2 separate regions of the Homo sapiens genome follow, and region 1 is linked to region 2. A link is an interaction called in ENCODE POLR2A ChIA-PET data of the cell type or tissue named here. Cell type or tissue: OCI-LY7. All regions are shown on one strand. Each heading gives the region's core, and the rest is flanking DNA. Links, peaks and the distances in the headings are about the cores only.

What was found. Peaks named below come from ENCODE experiments on the same cell type or tissue, not always from the same donor. Only the 100,000 strongest peaks of a DNase experiment are listed, where the experiment ranks them.
Region 1: POLR2A ChIA-PET joins it to region 2 with 5 read pairs; 5 of 35 experiments call an interaction of 5 or more read pairs at or near these places.

The regions. Positions count from the first base shown.
Region 1 is chr12:12,368,783-12,375,502 of GRCh38, reverse strand. All of the region lies in intron 2 of BORCS5 (BLOC-1 related complex subunit 5), which reads right to left. Among named protein-coding and RNA genes, the nearest start is that of BORCS5, 15 kb to the right of the region's middle. In OCI-LY7, for the core only: no CTCF peak of the experiment used is centred there; no DNase peak of the experiment used is centred there.
Region 2 is chr12:12,772,135-12,780,399 of GRCh38, reverse strand. It overlaps a transcript of APOLD1 not described here. Among named protein-coding and RNA genes, the nearest start is that of APOLD1, 9.4 kb to the left of the region's middle. In OCI-LY7, for the core only: no CTCF peak of the experiment used is centred there; a DNase peak (open chromatin) is centred at 3,839.

The DNA.
Region 1 (6,720 bases), core at 2,052-6,051, 400 kb after region 2:
GATTACCAGCACATGCCACCATGACCAGCTAATTTTCAAATTTTTTGTAGAAATGAGGTCTATGTTGCCCAGGCTGGTCTCAAACTCCTGGCCTCAAGCAATCCTCCTGCCTCAGCTTTCCAAAGTGCTATGATCACAGGCATCAGCCACTGCACCAGGCCAACTATGACAGTTTTAAGATTCCTCTACAGGCCGGACACAGTGGCTCACGCCTATAATCCCAGCACTTTGGGAGGCCGAGGCGGATGGATCACCTGAGGTCAGGAATTTGAGACCAGCTTGGCCAACATGGTAAAACATTGTCTCTATAAAAAAATACAAAAATTAGCCGGGCATGGTGGCAGGCACCTGTAATATCAGCTACTCAGGAGGCTGAGTCAGGAGAACTGCTTCAACCCAGGAGGCAGAGGTTGCAGTGAGCCAAGATGGCGCCATTGCACTCCAGCCTGGGCAACAGAGACTCCAGCTCAAAAGAAAAAGAAAAAGAAAAGAAAAGAAAAGCAGTATATTCCAAATACAAACTTGGTTAATAATTTTTTTTTTTTTTTTTGAGACAGTCTCACTCTGTCACCCAGGCTGGATGCAGTGACGCAATCTCAGCTCACTGCAACCTCTGCCTCCTGCATTCAAACGATTGTCCCACCTCAGCCTCCCCAGTAGCTGATTACAGCTGTGCGCCACCACGCCCGGTTAATTTTTTTGTCTTTAGTGGAGATGGGGTTTCACCATGTTGGCCAGGGTGGTCTCAAACTCCTGACCTCAAGTGATCCACCCACCTCAGCCTCCCAAAGTGCTGGCATTACAGGCATGAACTACAGTGCCCGACCTGGTTAAGAATTCTTTTTGGCATCTTTTATTTTATTTTATTTTATTTGAGACAGGGTCTCATTCTGCCACCCAGGCTGGAGTACAGCGCTATGAACACCGCTCGACCTCCCAGGGTCAAGTGATCCTCCCACTTCAGCCTCCCAAGTAGCTGGGAGTACAGGTGCACACCACCACACCTAGATAAACTTTTTTTTTTTTTTCTGTAGTACAGACAGGGTCTCACCATGTTGTTCAGGCTGGTCTCAAACTTCTGGGCTCAAGTAATCCTCCCACCTCGGCCTCCCAAAGTGCTGGAATTAGAAGCATGAGCCACTGTGACTGGCCAGCATCTTTTAAATATGTTTTAAAATATATATAGAAGACTTTTAAACTAAGAATACCCTTGGCCGGGTGCGGTGGCTCACACCTGCAATCCCAGCACTTTGGGAGGCTGAGGCGGGCGGATCACGAGGTCAGGAGATCGAGACCATCCTGGCTAACACAGTGAAACCCCATCTCTACTAAAAATACAAAAAAAAAATTAGCCAGACGTGGTGGCGGGCACCTGTAGTCCCAGCTACTCGGGAGGCTAAGGCAGGAGAATGGCGTGAACCCGGGAGGCAGAGCTTGCAGTGAGCCGAGATTGCACCACTGCACTCAAGCCTGGGCGACAGAGCGAGACTCCGTCTCAAAAAAAAAAAAAAAAAAAAAAAAGAATACTCTCTGCAACCCTGCCTTCTCTATGTAGCTACCTGCTATTCATCCCTCAAAGCTCAGCTGAATTCTACTTCCTCTAGGAAGCCTGCCCCAAATTCCCAGGCCAAATTAATAATTATCTCCTCCATGTTTATCTACTCTTTGGGACATGTGGCCAGTGTTACTAATATGATATTATTGTGAATACTTACCTGTCTAAATCGCTCACAAAACAATAAGGTCCTAAAGGGCAGCAACTATGTCTTCTATTTTTTGTACCTGCACTGTCTGACCACATCAGGCACTTAGCAGGTGCTTATCAATATGTTGCAGAAATGAATGACCAATTAAAGGCTGTTGGCAGGAGGGTCTTATAAGTAAAATGGAAAAACTGGTATCGGACAGAAAAATATGGATTAAAAAGCATTTTTTTAAGGATTTCTGCCTCTGCACATGAAGGATTAACTGCTATTATGCAATAATAAACAACTAGAAAACCAGACAAAAATATATGAAACACTCATTTCCGATACTGTATAACAGGCAGCACAGGACTTTGATCCCTGAAAGAAGGAAAACAAGCCCTACCATTTTCCCAGCTTATTACCTAAAGGCAGTTTCCAAGAGGCAGACCAGGGAGGTGTCTTGGTCGGTACAGGCTGCTACAACAAGAATACCATAAACTGGATGGCTTAAACAACATACATTTATTTCTCACAGTTCTGGAGGCTGGGAAGTACAAGATTTAGGTGCTAGCACATTGGATATTTGGTGAGGGCACTCTTCCTGGTTTGCAAATGGCTGTCTTCTCCTTGTGTCCTCACATGGCTAAGAACAGAAGGAAGAAGGAACCTCTCTCCCCTCTCTTCTTGTAAGGGCGTGACTCCCATGACATGAGGGCTCCACCCTCATGATCAAATCACTTCCCAAGGCCCCATCTCCTAATACAGCATATTGGGGATTACAATTTCAACCTGTGAATTGGGGGGAGACATAATCATTCAGTCCATAGCAGAATGGACATCAAAAAAAGCCCAGCAGCCTCACTGAGTTAGAGAGAGAGCAAAGTTTGCAGAAACTAAAGTGGGTAGGATTTACACAACAGAATATGGGAGAGAAGGGGGCAGCCTTGAGATCTGCACAGGGTACCCTTAAATCTCTGAAAACATCATCTGTAAATTTGTAAGGTGAAATTCCAGAGACTGGAGAAAACTAGAGAGAAGCAGTAGGCCAAATATTTTCTGAAGAGCTCATGTTCCCATTAGCCACAGTGGAGAGACTTCATAATACATAAGGCAACAGGTAGAGTACTCAGAAGGATTTCACCTTAGTAGTGAGATGAAATTAAACTAGGCAAAGACTGCACTAGATGAGCCCCAACGGTATTTAAAAGAAAACATGGGAAGGGTCCAAATGACTACAAGTAACTTAACCATATGTATATGCCAGAATAAAGTCTGGTATCCTTAAAGGAATAAAATGAAATCCAGGCCAGGTGTGGTGGTGCATGCCTGTAATCCCAACAATTTGGTGGACTGAAGCAGGCGGTTTGCTTGAGCCCAGGGGGGTTGAGGCTGCAGTGAGCCACGGTGGTGCCACTGCACTCTAGCCTGGGCAACAGAGCGAGATCCTGTCTCTAAAAGGAAAAAAAAAATTAGTAAGTAAATTTTAAAAGAAATGCACTCTACTCCCAGCACTTTAGGAAGCCGAGGCAGGTGGATCACCTGAGGTCAGGAGTTCAAGACCAGCCTGGCCAACATGGCGAAACCCCGTCTCTACTAAAAGTACAGAAATTAGCTGGGCATGGTGGCGGGTGGCTGAAATCCCAGCTACTCAGGAGACTAAGGCATGAGAATTGCTTGAACCCTAGAGGCAGAGGTTGCAGTGAGCTGACATCGTGCCATTGCACTCCAGCCTGGGCGACAAGGGCGAAACTCCCTCTTAAAAATAAAATTAAAATAAAATTGAAGTACTCATACGTTCAAAAAGTAGAGGAAAACATAAGCATGATAAGCAGAGAGATCAAAGACATTTAAGGGGGAGAATCTAAAGCTGAAAAATACCAGCATCTGAAATTAAGAACACCTTGGATGAGATTAAAAGCAGTACAGACATGACAGAAAAAAAGACCACTGAACATGGAAACACAGCAGTAAAAATTATCCAAAGTAAGGACAGAAAGGAAAAGACTAAAAATAAAAATTGAAAGGTGTGTCAGTGATGTGTAAGAAAATATCAAGCGGTCTAACATCGAATTGGCGTCCCACAAAAAGCAGGTGGGGGGAGCAGAAAAATATTGGAAGACATAATGACCAAAGTTTTCGATTAAAAGTACAAACCTGCAGATCAAAGAACATAGAGAACATATTAGTGTGAACTTGTCATTTTCAATATATAGAAAATATAGGCCAGGCATGGTGGCTCATGCCTGCAATCCCAGCACTTTGGGAGGCTGAGGCAGGTGGATCGCTTGTGCCCAGGAGTTTGAGACTAGCCTAGGCAACATTGGGAAACCCCATCTCTACAAAAAATACAAAAAGATTAGTTGGGCGTGGTGGCACGCAGAGTAGTCCCAGCTGCTCAGGAGGCTGAGGTAGGAGGATTCCTTGAGCCCAGGAGGTCAAAGCTGCAGTGAGCCGTGATTGTGCCACTGCACTCCAGCCAGGGTGAAAGGGCAAGATCGTGTTGCCAAATACACGAACATATAAAAAATAAACATAGGTGTAAATGTGTGGGTGTGTATCTATGGATTCCCTAGCTAAATCTTCTGAGAAGGTCCAGAAATGGATTCTAAATAAGACCCTTCACTAAAAGAACCAGGGTTCCTTTAAGAAATACCCGATTCTAGAGCTGGAGACATGGAAGAACAAAATAAGTCTGGAACATTATATTGTGCCAGAAAATAAAGACATTTTCAAAGTATAAGGGGAATATGTTAAAAGGACACAGTAGGCCAGGCGCAGTGGCTCACGCCTGTAATCCCAGCACTTTGGGAGGCCGAGGTGGGCGGATCACAAGGTCAGGAGATCGAGACCACCCTGGCTAACACAGTGAAATCCCGTCTCTGCTAAAAATACAGAAAAATTAGCTGGGCATGATGGTGGGCGCCTGTAGTCCCAGCTACTCGGCAGGCTGAGGCAGGAGAATGGCGTGAACCCAGGAGGCAGAGCTTGCAGTGAGCCAAGATCGCACCACTGCACTCCAGCCTGGGCCACAGAGCGAGACTCCATCTCCAAAAAAAAAAGGACACAGGAAGTTAGATTGAAGATGCTGTCACTGGCCAATTTTGGAACATTTTGAGATTGAAAAAGAAATAATGATAATAACAGATTACATACAACTCATTGGATAAAATAGGAGCTGACTGTTCCCGCACTGATTTGAATAAATAAATGGGGAGATGAGAAACCTATTCCTTCCAATAGAATATAAACTAATAAATGTAGAAGGAATGAAAAATTTAGAAAACAGTTATTTGGTAGCCATCACAGCATAATTAATTCAAGCAAGAATCATCAATAGATATTATAACTGATGAAATAAAGGTAGATTAAAAAATGAGATTTCATGGAGTCTCACAATATGTCTTCAAAAACTTAGTAATTACACCAAAAAATGACTTTATAACAAAAGTGGGCAAAAAAAAGTTCAGATAGATAAAAACAGGACTTTTTTCCAGCTGACCTGTACTGCAAGATATGCTAAAAGAAGTCCTTTAAACTAAAAATAAATGACATCAAATGGAAACTGGAGAAAGGGATTAGGAATTCTGGAAATGTTAACTATGTGGGTAAACATCACATTCTATATATAGTTATTTTCTTCTCTTAATCACTTCAAAAAATATATTATTAAAACAAAAACGTGTGTGTGTGTGTGTGTGTGTGTGTGTGTGTGTGTATAAAACCACTATGGGATTTCTAACGTATGTAGATGCAATATATATGAAAGCAATAGCACAAAGAAGTGAAGGTGGGCCGGGCGTGGTGGCTCATGCCTGTAATTCCAGCATTTTGGGAGGCTGAGGCAGGCAGATCAACTGAGGTCAGGAGTTCGAGACCAGCCTGACCAACATGGTGACACCCCATCTCTACTAAAAATAAAAAAATTAGACAGGCATGGTGACGCACACCTGTAGTCCCAGCTACTCGGGAGGCTGAGGCACAAGAATCACTTGAACTGGAGAGGCAGAGGTTGTAGTGAGCTGAGATTGTGCCAGTGCACTCCCTCCTGGGCCACAGAGCAAGACTTTTTCTCAAAAAAAAAAAAAAAAAAAAAAAAAAAAAAGAAGTGGGGGGTGAATGAAACCACACCATTGAAAGTTTCCTACATTTTACATGAAGTGATACAATAGTAATTCTAAATGAACTATAATAAATATCAAGACTATATTGTAACCTCTAGAGCAACCACTAAAAAAATAATGCAAAGGAGTATAACTTAAAGAGCCAGAAAAGAAACTAAAATGGAATACATACTAAAAAAAAATTTTTGTAATGCAAGGAAGCAGGAAAGGAGTATGAAAGTAACCAAAAGCACACAGCACAAATAGAAAATGAAGAGCAAAATGGGAGACCTAAATCCAACCATATCAATTTACACACCAATTAAAAAGCAGACGATAGCCTAAATACAAAAGCAAGACCCTACTATATGCTGTCTACAAGAGATGCCCTTTAAATATAAAGACATAAATCGATAAAAATAAGTAAAGAATAGTAAAAGGTATACTATGCAAATAGTAAGTGTAAGAAAGCTGGAGTGGCTATATTGATAGAAAACAAATTAGACTACAAGACAGGGGTAATAACACATAGGTAGCACATTTTCATAAAGACGGAAGGATCAATATAATAATATTTAATGCATATATGCCTAATAATAGACTTTCAAAACACACAAAGTAGAAACCAATGGAATAACCAGAATAGACAAATTAACAAAAATAGCTGGATATTTGAATACCTCTCTTTCATTAAGTGATCAAATTAATGAAATAAATCAATATGCACACACAAGATTTGAACATCACCATTTCTTGACCTAAGTGATATTTATAGAACACTATACCCATTAACTACAGAACACATTCTTTTCAAGTGTACACTACTTGCCTAAGAAGATCCAGTGTTTGTTGAATAAATAAAATGAATAAATACATAATACACAAGTGGAAGATGGAATACGCTGAATTTAAAGCGACTGTATAGACAAACA
Region 2 (8,265 bases), core at 1,959-5,958:
GTGTGCCTGTAGTCCCAGCTACTTGGTACTTGGGAGGCTAAGCTGGGAGGATGGTTTGAGCCTGGGAGGTGAGGCTGCAGTGAGCCGAGATCACACCACTGCACTCCAGCCTGGGCAATAGAGCCAGACATTGTCTCAAAAAAAAAAAAAGCAAATTAAAATAATAACACATATTCACCTGAGGATTTTTGCCCATGATTTCTTTGAATTTCCCCAGAATGTAAGTGCTCTAGAACATAGTCAAGCTCTCATAGTTGCTTGTTGAATTTAACTAAAGAAAAATGCTTTGTTCACTTAAAGAAATATCATTATTTTATAACAATTTTATAAGAATTTAACATAAAATTTTCTCTTGGACTATACAGCTTGGTATAACTTAGAATACTTATTCTGCAGAAGACCTCTAGGATATCTATATTGCATGGAATCTCAAGTATTATTGTCAAAAATTCATGGAACTGCACAGGAAAATAAAGACTCAACAAGTACTGCACTCCAGCCATTTTCATTCCTCCAAATTAGCCTCCAATCTTTGTTAATGTACACACACATCCTTAATCACTAGTGTTTAAACACTAGCCTGTGTTCTTTTTTCTACTTAACGTTCCTGCAGATAGATACACACTTGTCTATGTTGACATAGTCCTCACCTCTGTCATTTTTTAATAGCTATGTAATAATCCCATTGTTTGCTTAGTCATTTCCCTGTTAGACACTTGGATTGCTTCCAGGTTTTTCACTGTTATAACTAGAGTTGCCAGGACATCTGTGTACATTTTTTTTCCTTTGGATTATTTCTTTGAGGAGTATTCACAAACGGGAAAATACCAAGTCAAGGAGAATGACCATCTTCATCGTTTTTGTTATATAGTGCTATATTGCTTTCCAGAAGAACCCATTTATAATGCCACCAGCTTTTGTAAGAATAGAGGCAGAAGGCTTTCAGAATTTGCTTATATTAATGTTTAATTTGTTCGATTTCAGCTCCACTAATGTGTATTGAACACCTACTGTGTGCCAGACATCAGGCTAGAGTCTGGGGACCAAAAGCTAAATAAGATATAGTCCCTGCCCTCCAGGAGACGGCAAATCTATTGGAAGAGAAAAAGACAGAATATATCATTTAAATTTAAGGTGGGGAAGTGCCGGGGTGTGTGCTGGTACCAAGAAAGCACAGGGCAAATACATGCCCAGGAAGTACTAGGGAAGACTTTCTGGGAGCACTGATATTGAGCTGAATCTTGAGAGTCAAACAGAAGTTATTTGGACAAAAATTAGGAGAGAGAGGAGGGCAGTCTGGACAAAGGAACAGAATGGACAAAGGAATGGAGGAGTGTCCAGGGTGTTTAGTGTTGCTGAACATAAAGTGGGAAGCAGGGAAGGCCAAAGGATGAGGCTTAAGGGGTAGGTAGAAGACAAGTCATGACAGCTTTCCAGTGCCATGTGGGAAAGAGGGAGCCATTGAAGGCTTTCATCTGTGGCCTTACAAGGTTAATTTGACATTGTTGTGTGACAGTTGTGTGAAGGATGGTTCTCAGAGGTACACAACTAAAGCCAGGAGACAGTTAGAAGGTTATTGAAGTAGTTGACAGAGATTATCTCAGATTTGGCTAATGTTGGTAGGATGCAATGGAGTGGATAAAGTACAGAATATGTTTTGGAAGCAAAATTGACTAATCATTCCTAAGGCTGCTCAGACAGGGTAGCCATCACATCCACTGGCATTCTATTGGCCAATCAAGTTGTGGCCAACCCAACATTAAAGGGGTAGGAGCTAGGCACACTGGCTGGCTCCTGTAATCCCAGCACTTTGGGGGGCCGAGGCAGGAGGATTGCTTGAGCCCAGGAGTTTGAGATCAGCCTGGGCAACACAGTGAGAACCCATCTCTATAAAAAAAAAAAGAAATTAAAAATTAGCCACACGAGGAGGTGTGCACCTGTAGTTTCAGCTACTTGGGAGGCTGAGGTGGGAGGAGTGCTTGAGCCTAGGAGGGCGAGGCTGCAGTGAGCCATGGTCACACCATTGCACTCCAGCCTGGGCAACAGACTGAGACCCTGTCTCAAAAATGTAAAATAAAATAAGCAAAAAGATAGAGAGGTATATGCCTCCCACAGGGAGAAGCAAGCAGAAGAAATGTAAACCATCAGATCATTGTCAGGATGCTTTCCTGGCCAAGTACAGTGGCTCACACCTGTAATCCCAGCACTTTGGGAGTCCAAGGCTGGCGGACTGCTTGAGCTCAGTTTAAGACCAGCCTGGGGAACATGGCAAAACCTTGTCTCCACAAAAAAATAAAAAATAAAAAAAATAGCCAGGTGTGGTTGTGCACCCCTGTGGTCCCAGCTATTCAGGAGCCTGAGGTGGGAGGATCGCTTCAGCCCCAGGAGGCAGAGGTTGCAGTGAGCCGAGACTGCACCACTGCATTCCAGCCTGGGTGATAGAGTGAGACCCTGTCTCAAAAAACAACAACAACAAAAAAAAAAAAAAAAAAAAAAAAAAAAAAAAAAAACACCTTTCCTTGTAGAGAAGATATTTCCAGGTGAACTGTGACACCATCATCCACCTCCTATACCCTCTTCCTCTTCAGTTTGTTCTTTGGAATTGCCGTCTCCATCTGGATACACAGGTTGAGACGTTGAATTTCCCTAATGCAAAAATCTGAAATCTGAAATGCTGCAGTGAGCATTTCCTTTGAGCGTCACACTGGTGCTCAGTAAGTTTTGGATTTTAGAGTGATGCTCAAAGGAAATGCTCACTGGAACATTTCGGATTTCAGATTTTTTAATTAGGGATGCTCAATTGGTAAACATATAATGCAAATATTCTAAAATCCTGCCAAAATTGAAATCCAAATCACTTCTAGTCCCAAACCTTTTGGTTAAGGAATACTCAACTTGTAGTAAAAATCTCGCTCTGGCTAATATAAGCGAATTATTGCTATGAGACTGAGGGAACACATACTTGAACATGGGAAAGGACCATGGAGTTCTAAAGAACCAAGAAACTGAAAGGACATCAGTCGTTTTGTAATTGGAACAGCCTGTGTGATGAAACTGACCAACCACTCTTTCCTTTTGTCCTTGTATCAGTTTAAGAATCAAAGTTCCAGGAGTGACCACTGGGTTGGCTGAGCTTAGGTCAAGTGCCCATCTACTGTCTGCACTGGGCAGGGAGAAGAGGGGTGAATGGCCTTCAGCTTTCAAGTGGGAGATGGTAAAAGAACTTGACCTTCCCACCCACATTACATATATACTCAGGGAGAAGTTTCACACTAGGAAATTACAATGGGATTGCTATGTCAGGGAAAGGGAAACTGATGGTTAGATAAAACTAAAAAGAAAATATCCACAATAAACATTTTAGCCTAATTTGACCCACCTGGAGTTTATTATATACAGTGCATAGCGGGTGCTAATTCTTCTTCAGATGAATATAATTTTGATCATTTTTTATTTAAAAAATACACTTTTCTATAGATGTGTTATTGCTGGCTAGTCTTATATTGATTTGTTACCATTGTTAATATCTACTTCTAGGAAATCTATTCCACTAAACAGTTTACCTGTTTTTAATTCAATATAATATGATTTTGAATGTTACTGCTTCATAATCCGATTTTTTATTTTTAAAGGGAGACTCAACCTTCATTGCTTTTTGCTGAGGGAAAAAGGCATGTATCTTTGCTAATCTTACTTGCTTTTCTTTTGGACATATCTGATGCTGGGAACTCTTTAACTGTCCCAGGCTTCCTAATGTGTGCAGTTTAAAGTTTGCTCCGCTTCCTCCTCCACAGGTGTGCGCACCTGCACAGAACACCTGGGATCCTGTGGGTGAAACCTACACTATATCATTAATATAGAATCGTTTGCCCCATGGGCCCTATTACGAAATATCTAGTTTACCACATGCCTTTTCTTCTGGTGCCAGAAAGACTGCAGCTGAGTCCACATCCCTCCAGTAGCCATAAAGATTCTCTTATCTTCCAGGATACTGGGAAACAATTACCTTTGTCTGGCCCTTTCTCAGGCTTAGTCATTATCTTCCGAGTTCTCAGACATCTACAACAGTATTGCAGCCTGGATTATAACACCTGCTTGTTTTGTATCTACAGAGGCATCATAAATCTTAAGCTTTCCCTTAGCTTTTAGACTATTTGAATGGTTTAATTTGTAATATGCCTGTTATAGGTGAGAGAATGTTGGATACTTGTTTTCTTTTCTAACTTTGTTTAAAGTCTATTTTTAGTAGAATTCAGTCGGTTCACATTAAGCAATATGATGAAGCAAGGGGTGTATCTTCTAACACCCTGAAAGTTGGTCATTATTATTCTCCTTATTTGCTTTTATTAATTTAGTTTTGTTTGTTTGTTGTGTTTTTTTTTTTTTTTTTTTTTTTGAGACTGGGTCTCACCCTGTCACCCAAGCTGGAGTGCAGTGGCATGATCATAGCTCACTGTAACTTTGAACTCCTAGGCTCAAGCAATCCTCTCACCTCAGCCTCCTGGGTAGCTGGGACTGCAGGTGCACACCCCCACACCCAGCTAATTAAAGAAAGAAAATTTTGTAGTAATGAAGTCTCACTATGTTGCCTAAGCTGGTCATGAACTCCTGGTCTCAAGCAATCCTCTCGCCTTGGTCTCCAAAAGTGCTGGGATTACAGGCATAAGCCATTGTACCCAATCGTTTTTTAAAAAATGTAGTTTCTATGGTGAGTTTTCAACTCTATTTGCTCTTGAATTAGGTAAGAAAATGATTTTATGTAATCTATTTTCCTCTCCAAACTTGCTTTGTTAGACTATTTTTTAGAGCAGTTTTAGATTTGCAACAAAATTGAGTGGAACATACAGAGACACCCCGTGCTCCCTGCCCTCACACATGCATAACTTCTCCCATTATTGCCAGTGCCCACAGAGCAGTACCTATGTTACAATTCATGAACCTACATTGGCCCAAAGTCTGCAGTTTACATTAGGGTTCCTTATTGGTATTGTACGCTCTGTGGGTTTGAAAAATGTTTAATGACATGTATCCACCATTACTGTCTCATACAGAGTAGTTTACCTGCCCTGGAAATCCTCTGCACCTCGCCTGTTCATCCCTCCCTCCCTCCTAACCCCTGGCAACCACTGATCTTTGATCACTGTCTTCATAGTTTTATCTTTTCCAGAATGTCATTAGTTGGAATCACAGCATGTAGCCTTTTCAGATTGGCTTCTTTCATTTACAGACATGCACTTAAATTTCCTCCACATCTTTTCGTGACTTGATAGCTCATCTCTCTTTGGCACTGAATAATGTCCCATTGTCTGGATATGCCACCATTTATTCACTCAGCTACTGAAGAACATCTTGGTTGCTTCTGATGTTTGGCAATCACAAATAAAGCTGTGGTAAGCATCTGTGTGTAGCTTTTTGTGTGGACATAAGTTTTCAATTCCTTTGGGTAAATACCAAGGCACATGACTGCTGGATCTTATGACGAGAGTATGTTTAGTTTTGTAAGAAACTGCCAAACTGTCTTCCAAACTCATCATACCATTTCAAATTCCCACCAGAAATGAAGGAGAGTTTCTGCTGCTCCACATCCTCATCAGGGAATTTAGTATCGTCAGTTCTAGATTTTGGCCATTCTAATCAATATGTAATGGTACCTCATTGCTGTTGTGATTTGCATTCCCTGATGACATATGATTTGGGACGTCTTTTCATATATTTATTTACCACCAATATCTTCTTTGGTGAGGTGCCTGTTAAGGTCATTGGCCCATTTTTTGTTCAGGTTCCTTGTTTTCTTTCTTTTCTTTTCTTTACTTTTCTTTTCTTTCTTTTTTTTTTTTTTTTTTTTTTTTTTTTGGAGTTAGAGTCTCGCTGTGTCACCCAGGCCAGAGTGCAGCAGTGTGATCTTAGCTCACTGCAACCTCTGCCTTCTGGGTTCAAGCCATTCTCCTGCCTCAGCCTCCCGAGTAGCTGGGATTACAAGCACACACCACCATACCCAGATAATTTTTGTAGTTTTTGGTAGAGACGGGGTTTCACCATGTTGGCCAGGCTGGTCTCAAACTCCTGACCCAAAGTGATTCACCCTCTTCGGCCTCCCAAAGTGCTAGGATTACAGGTATGAGCCACCACACCCGTCCAGGTTCTTTTTCTTCTTATTGTTGAGTTTTAAGAGTTCTTTGTATATTTTGGATAACAGTCCTTTATCAAATATGTCTTTTGCAAATATTTTCTTCCAGTCTGTGGCTTGCCTTTTCATTCAATTCACAGTGTCTTTTGCAGAGTAACATTTTTTAATTTTAATAAAGTCCAGTTTACCAATTCTTTCTTTCATGGATTGTGCCTTTGATGTTGTATCTGAAAAGTAATCACCAAGTCCAGGGTCATCTAGATTTTTTTCCTGTTATCTTCTAGGAATTTTATAGTTTTATGTTTTACTCTTAGGTCTGTGACCCATTTTAGGTTGATTTTTGTGAAGAGTGTAAGATCTGTGTCTAGACTCATTTTTTTCTGCATGTGGATGTCAGGTTTCCAGCACCATTTGTTGAAAGACTATCTTTGCGCCATTGTCTTGCTTTTGCTCCTTTGTCAAAGGTCAATTGTCTATATTTATGTGGGTTCACTTTGGGGCTCTCCATTCTATTCTATCGGTCTGTTTTTCTAGTCTTTCACCAATACCACACTGTCTTGATTATTGTAGCTTTATAGGAAGTATTAAGTCGGGAAGAGGTTCATTGATTTTATTAATCATTTCAAAGAACCAGATTTTGATTTCCTATTTTTAATTTCATTGATTTCTCCTCTGATTTTTATAATCTTTTCTCCTACTTTTCATTTATTTATTTAACAGACACGGTCTGTCACCTAGGCTGGAGTACAGTGATGCAATCATAGCTCACTGTAACCTCAAACTCTTGGGTTCAAGTGATTCTCCCACTTCAGCCTCCTAGGTAGCTGGACTACAGGCATACACCATCATGCCTGGTTAATTTTTTAATTTATTTGTAGAGACTAAGTCTCACTATGTTGCCCACCCTGGTTCTTGAACTCCTGGCCTCAAGCAATCTTCCCACTTCACCCTCCCAAAGTGCTGGGATTACAGGTGTGAGACACCATAACTGGCCACTTCTACTTAGTTTAGACTTAATTTGTTCTTCTTTTTCTAGATTCCTAAGGTGGAAGCTTAGATTATTGATTTTTAGATCTTTCTTCTTTTCAAATATACGCATTCAATGCTACAAAAATTTCCCTGTAAGCACTGCTTTTACTGCATCCCACAAATTTGGTAAGTTGTGTTTTTCATATAATTTTTTTTTCTTTTTTAGAGACAGGATATCACTCTGATGCTCAGGCTGGAGTGCAGTGGTGCGATCATAACTTACTATAACCTCGAACTCCTGGGCTCAAGTGATCCTCCCACCTCAGCCTCTCGAGTAGCACTACAGGAGTGCACCACCATGCCTGGCTTTCATTTTCATTTAGTTTAAAATATTTTAATTTTCTCTTGAGAAGAATAAACAAATAAAATTGTATTGTTCAATCTCCAAGTATATTGGGATTTTCCAACTACCTTTCTGTTATTAATATCTAGTTTAATTTCATTGTGGTCTGAGAGTAGACATTACATTATTTTCATTCTTTTAAATGTTGTTAAGTTGTATTTTATAGCCCAGAATGTGGTCTATGTGGGTAAATGTTTTATATGACTTTGAGAAGAACATGTAACCTGCTACTGTTTAATAAAGTCATCTATAGATGTCAATTACATCCAGTTGATTGATGGTGGTGTTGAGTTCAACTATGCCCTACTGATTTTCTGCCTACTGGATCTGTCCGTTCCTGAGAGAGGGATGTTGAAGTCTCCAGTTATAATAGTGGATTCATTTATTTATCCTTCCAGTTCTGTCAGTTTTTGCTTCACAAATTTTGACACTCCGTTGTTAGGTGCATACACTGGGTAAAGGATTGTTATGTCTTCTTGGAGAATTGACCCCTTTATCACTATGTAATGTCCCTCTTTCTTCCCACTTTCCTTGCTCTGAAGTCTGTTCTGTCTGACATAAGCATAGCTAATTCTGCTTTCTTTTGATTAGTGTTGTCAGGGTGTATCTTTCTCTACCCGTTTATATGTGTCTTTATATTTAAAGTGGGTTTCTTATATACAACATATAGTTGGGTCTTGTTTTTTGATCCAGTCTGACAATCTCTTTCTTTTAACTGGTGAATTTAGACCACTGACATTCAAAGTGATTGTTAATACGGTTTGGT